Regions from separate parts of the Homo sapiens genome. Here region 2 is linked to region 1. A link is a loop called in an ENCODE intact Hi-C map of the cell type or tissue named here. Cell type or tissue: CD4-positive, alpha-beta T cell. All regions are shown on one strand. Links, peaks and the distances in the headings refer to the core of each region. The heading gives the core; the rest is flanking DNA. Region 1 overlaps ULK2 (unc-51 like autophagy activating kinase 2). Region 2 overlaps SPECC1 (sperm antigen with calponin homology and coiled-coil domains 1).

Region 1 (2,917 bases), core at 215-2,714:
CCATATGCAAAAACAAGCAAACAGGAACACTTAAAAGTGGGTCGATCAAATGCTTGAGTTTATTAACATGTCTCCCAAGTCTTTTTTACTGGGAGTTTCAGGGTGGTCTCTGAAATCCATTGCTGTTGAGCTCCAACTCCAGGCCCCATGGGGTTGCACCAAGCTGCTCAACCTCACCTGTTTCTTGAAATTTTGCTGCCTTCCACTAGGCAGATGGGTCCAGCAGGAGACATTGGAGCACCAAATGGAAAAGCTCTTCCTTCCTTCCCCTCTTCCTGTACATCAGAAAGAATGCATTAGAAACTCAAGGAGTGAGCATTTGGGCTTCCTAAGGGTGAGACAGTGTGGGGCTCCTGTGGGGAGATGGGTACTCCTGTACCCAGTGTGGCCTCCTGCTCCCACCGCTTTCCAGCTGTGGGGCTTTTCCTTGTGGAAATTACTGTCCAAGTTTGATTTTTCCATCTGTAAAAGGAGGCAAGTAAGGGTTGGTATGAGGATCAAATGAATTAACAATTATCAGACTGACACAAACATTCCACTTAAACAGCCAAATTGACTTAAAAGGGCAACATAGATGTCTGAAGCCAGACTGCCTGGTGGGCAAGCTGGAGAAAGCAACTTCTATGCAAGAACTGTGTCCTTTCAGAAGCTCCAGCCAGAGCGTACGTGGTTGGAGAGAGCCCTGAAGACAGGCCTTGCCCCACACAAACACAGAACAAATTGTTCTCCACCCCCTCCCAAAACAAAACAAAAGCAGTGAAGAGCCACAGAGTGATGACCACTACAACGGATACAGGATTGCTGAGCCCTTCCACGTGCCAGGGGCTGGGCAAAGAATTTCATATTCATTAACTTATTTCTCACCTCAACTCTGTGAGACATGCACTCTTCCCCCACTGACAGATTCGGAGGAGGGGAGGAACTTGCCAAAGAACACACAACTGCACATGGTGGAGCTGGAATTTGAGACCAAGTGGACCACTAAGCTACCTGCCAAATTGAGTTGCAGAAACCCCAAAGGAGGCATAGAACACGGTTTCCAATAAACAAGAGCTCATGTGGGCACTTCCTAATGACAGAAGCTAACTGTCCAAGAGCACGACTGTCTTGGGACAGGAGATCATGCTGCAGAGCCCAGGGAGGTCCGCCCTGCGCAGAGAGGGAGTGCAGACCTAAAGAGAGCCACACTCTGTGAAAAGTGGAAAAACCTACAGATTGATCCCACCTGTTCAGAGCAACAGGCACGGCTTCACTCGGGACCACATGTGCCCAGGGGCTCCACAGGGCTGGGTCCTGGCTCTGGCCATCTCTGCACAGCCTCTGCTGGGCCACTCTGTGAGAGGTCACGCTGGCAGCAAGATCTCAGCCTCTGCTCCTTTCCCTAGTACAGTTTGATCTCTGAATTCACTTTGATCTTTTACCAGTTCGGCTTCACCTCTTGCACCAAAGCTGTGATTTCTCAGGGCAAGTTGTCAGCTTTCCCGTATGCAGTGTTTTTCTAGGTGGATTGTTTCTGATGTGGTTTCCTCTGATGCAGGTGAGGGAAGTATCATCTTGACTCCTCCACCAATAAAATTATTCTCACAGGGCTTTACTAAACATGAGACTTGGGAGGGACCCAAGAGCTTGCTTGGCTGCAGATTCAAGGGTCCAGGACTCAGAAAAAAGTGGTCTGAGGCCGTCTAGAAATAGGCACAGATACTTCCAGGATGCATGTAACAATACCAAGTTCTCTGAGCAGTAGCTACTGCCTGCCAAATAATCCTCCTTGAGAAATACTGATCAATCTTGCTTTATTCCAGAAAGAATTTAAGACTGCTTATAGAAAATACGAGGGAGCATAGTTTAAAAAGTGTGAAGTCCTCCTCCAAAACATGTGCTAACCACTAATATCAACATTAAGGATAGCCCGGGCGCGGTGGCTCACGCCTGTAATCCCAGCACTTTGGGAGGCCGAGGCGGGCGGATCACGAGGTCAGGAGATCGAGACCATCCTAACACGGTGAAACCCTGCCTCTACTAAAAAATACAAAAAATCAGCCGGGCGTGGTGGCAGGCGCCTGTAGTCCCAGCTACTCGGGAGGCTGAGGCGGGAGAATGGCATGAACCCCGGAGGCGGAGCTTGCAGTGAGCCAAGATTGTGCCACTGCACTCCAGCCTGGGTGACAGAGCAAGACTGTCTCAAAAAAAAAAACCAAAAAACAAAAACATTAAGGATTTTGGCCGGGCACGGTGGCTCATGCCTGTAATCCCAGCACTTGGGGAGGCTGAGGCTGGTGTTCAAGACCAGCCTGACCAACATGGTGAAACCCCATCTCCACTAAAAATACGAAAAATAGCTGAGCGTGGTGGCGCATGTCTGTAATCCTAGCTACCTGGGAGGCTGAGGAAGAAGAATCACTTGAACCTGGGAGGCAGAGGTTGCAGTGAGCCAAGATTGCGCCAATGCACTCCAGCCTGGGCAACAGGGTGACTCTGTCTCAAAACAAGCCAACAAAAAAATAATAAGGATTCTTCAGATATCTGAGTCCAGGTCCTCATGTCCACTGTGTCTAACTCAACTTATTACTGTGCAGACTGAGGCAATCCAGCCCTAAAAATCCTCTCCTCTCAAGCTCCTGGACGGGACTCTAGTGAGGGCAGAACTGCTGGGCTGGTAATTCCTCTTGGTGGAGACAAAGGAACATGGGACTACGGGCAATAAGTTACTTATCAGTCTTCACTAGAGGTTGTTTCTCTCAACTAAAGTTATCAAAATTGGGTGTTGTAATTTTTAACTTGATATTCCCAGACAAGTGCCAGGAGAGAAGCTGTTGCAAATGCTGAGTGGAGAGGAGAAAGCCTCAGCAGAGAGGCGAGCTGGAGGGAGGGATGGATGCTATCCTTCTCTGGACTGAAGCAGTTACAGGATGGCTGC
Region 2 (2,917 bases), core at 149-2,648, 340 kb after region 1:
ATCATGAGGTCAGGAGATCAAGACTAGCCTGGCCAACATGGTGAAAACCCATCTCTACTAAAAATACAAACATTAGCTGGGCGCGGTGGCGGGTGCCTGTAATCCCAGCTACTCAGGAGGCTGAGGCAGGAGAATCACTTGAACCCGGGAGGTGGAGGTTGCAGTGAGCCGAGATCGTGCAACTACACTCCAGCCTGAGTGACAAAGCAAGACTGTCTCAAATAAATAAATAAATAAATAAATAAAAATAAAAAAAATTGGAGATCAAAATATTAGTGCATAGGATTCAACAATAAATTAAAAGAACAGTAGTGTACATCACAACTAAGTGAATTTATGCCACCCAAGAATGGATGAATATTAAGAAATTTTGGAATATAATCTATCATACCATATTAACAGGCCAAAGAAGAAAAACTGTAGTTATCTCTATAGATACAGAACATACATGTGACACAATTAACAATCTTTCTAACAACAAACTCTTGATAGACTATACATGTGCAGAGACTTCTTTAATGATGTGTATGTGTCACAAACAAAAGCCAGCGATTCCCATTAAAGTCAAAGATAATTCAAGGTTGCTTACTATCACCAGTCATCTAAAATTTTCGGTAGATACTAACCAAGGCAGTAAGATAAGAGAGATGTAGAAGTACATAAATATTGGAAATGAGGGAACAAAATGATGATTGTAATCAGATAATAACATTGTATGCTTTGAATTTCCTGAAAATTGTCTTAGAATTTTCTGAAATTCTATTAGAGACAATAAGAGTTCTGTATGTGGCTAGTTGTAGACTATAATATATCAATAACTTTCTTTTTTATTTATTTTATTTATTTATTTTTTTGAGATGGAGTCTCGGTCTGTCGCCCAGGCTGGAGTGCAGTGGCGCGATCTTGGCTCACGGCAAGCTCCGCCTCCCAGTTTCACGCCATTCTCCTGCCTCAGCCTCCCGAGTAGCTTGGGACTACAGGTGCCCGCCACCACGCCCAGCTAATTTTTTGTATTTTTAGTAGAGATGGGGTTTCACCATGTTAGCCAGGATGGTCTCGATCTCCTGACCTCGTGATCCACCCACCTTGGCCTCCCAAAGTGCTGGAATTACAGGCATGAGCCACCATGACCGGCCATCAGTAGCTTTCTTACCAGTGACTAGAAAAGATAATAATGTAAGAAACAGTTCTATTTATAAAGGAATGAAAGGGCAAAATATTTAGAAATAGTGTGAGCATCTATAAAAAAAATCTTAAAACTCTTTTGAAGGAGAAGTCTTATGTCCTTCAAAGAAGACATAAATAAGTGAAAGCATATATGTGATTCTTAGGAAGATTAAATAGAATTAAGATTAAACTTAGTACAAGATATAAAATGTAATAAGGATGTCTGAATTATTCTAAGAATTCCTTTTCATCTTGATTCAGTGGGAATTTGGGAGTGGAAACCTGAATAAAATAACTGGAATTTATCTAAAACCCGTTGTTCTCAATGGGGGACGATTTTGTCCCCCAGTTCCAACCCAGGGAACAATTGGCAGTGTCTGGAGACTTTTTTTTTTTTTTTTTTTTTTTTTTTTTTGGCTGTCATGACTCGGGGCTGCTACTGCCATCTAGTGGGTAGAAGCCAGAGATACTAAACATCCTAGGATGCGCAGGACCGTCCCTGCAGTGGAGAGTGTCCTGCCCAAAAATGTCAACAGTACTGCTGCTGAGAAATCCTGACCTAGCAGAATAAATATTCTAGAGTAACCAGGAAAATTCTGACAATACTAATCAGGGGATTAACCTTAGGCATTCTGGAACTGAAGAGGTGCTAGGCAGCTCAGTGGAACGGTGGACAAAGTGCAGAATACACTGGAAGATTTAGTACAGGGGAAAGGTGGCATTTCATATCACGGTGGATAATTCACTCAAAAATGTGACCGAGTAAGTATTTAGGAAGGAATAAAGCTGGATCCCTATCTCATTCCTCCCATCAAAATAAATTCTAGGAGGATTAAAGATTTAAATATTAAAAAATGAAACTGCAAGACTACAAAGAGAAAGCATCAGAGAATTAATTTGTAGTCTTGGCCTTGGAAGAACCTTTCTAAGTAGGAACAGACACAGAAGCCATAAAGGAAAAGATGAAAAATGTACTTACATAAATATAAGAAACTTCTTTGCAAAAAGAAGAAATTATTTGCAATACATGTAACAAAATGCTTATTTACAAAGAGTTTATACAAATCAATAAGAAAAAGAAAAATAGGCCAGATGTGGTGGCTCATGCCTATAATCCCAGCAATTTGGGAGGCCAAAGTGGGAGGATTGCTTGAGCCCAGGAGTTGAAGACCAGCCTGGGCAACATAGTGAGACCTCATCTCTACAAAAATAAATAAATAAAAATTAGCTGGGTGCGTGCCTGTAGTCCCAGCTGCTTGGGAGGCTGAGGTGGGATGATTGTCTCAAAAAAAAAAAAAAAAAAGAAAAGGAAAAATAATATAATAGAAATATATATAGCGCCCATGAAAAATACAGATGGCTAGTGGAAAGATACTAAGCCTTACTTAAGAAATGTAAAGCAAGGCTGGGTGCGGTGGCTCAACGCCTGTAATCCTAGCACCTTGGGAAGCTGAGGCGGGCTGATTGCTTGAGCCCAGGAGTTCGAGACCAATCTGGGCAAAATGGTGAAACCCTGTCTGTACAAAAAATACAAAAATTAGCCAAGCATGGAAGCGTGCACCTGTAGTCCCAGCTAGTTGGGAGACAGAGGTGGGAGGATCACTTGAACCTGGGAAGTGAAGGTTGCAGTGAACTGAAATCATGCCACTGCACTCCGGCCTGGGCAACAGTGAGACCCTGTCTCACAATAAATAAATAATAAATAAATAAATAAATAAAGCAAAACAACAATTAGATATATAATTTCCGC

Evidence for each region. Hi-C counts contacts between places; a loop is a spot of excess contacts. Peaks named below come from ENCODE experiments on the same cell type or tissue, not always from the same donor. Only the 100,000 strongest peaks of a DNase experiment are listed, where the experiment ranks them.
Region 2: a loop joins it to region 1, with 3 times the contacts of the local background. A loop is called at or near these places in 1 of 110 quality-filtered maps.

What each region holds. Positions count from the first base shown.
Region 1 is chr17:19,770,793-19,773,709 of GRCh38, forward strand. It overlaps ULK2 (unc-51 like autophagy activating kinase 2), which reads right to left. Exons shown (of 27, transcript NM_014683.4): 27 at 38-2,917. Among named protein-coding and RNA genes, the nearest start is that of ALDH3A1, 24 kb to the left of the region's middle. In CD4-positive, alpha-beta T cell, for the core only: no CTCF peak of the experiment used is centred there; a DNase peak (open chromatin) is centred at 1,489; H3K4me3 peaks cover 961 bases; H3K27ac peaks cover 2,269 bases.
Region 2 is chr17:20,115,252-20,118,168 of GRCh38, forward strand. All of the region lies in intron 3 of SPECC1 (sperm antigen with calponin homology and coiled-coil domains 1), which reads left to right. Among named protein-coding and RNA genes, the nearest start is that of SPECC1, 110 kb to the left of the region's middle. In CD4-positive, alpha-beta T cell, for the core only: CTCF peaks have their summits at 1,649 (motif pointing left) and 1,848; a DNase peak (open chromatin) is centred at 1,620.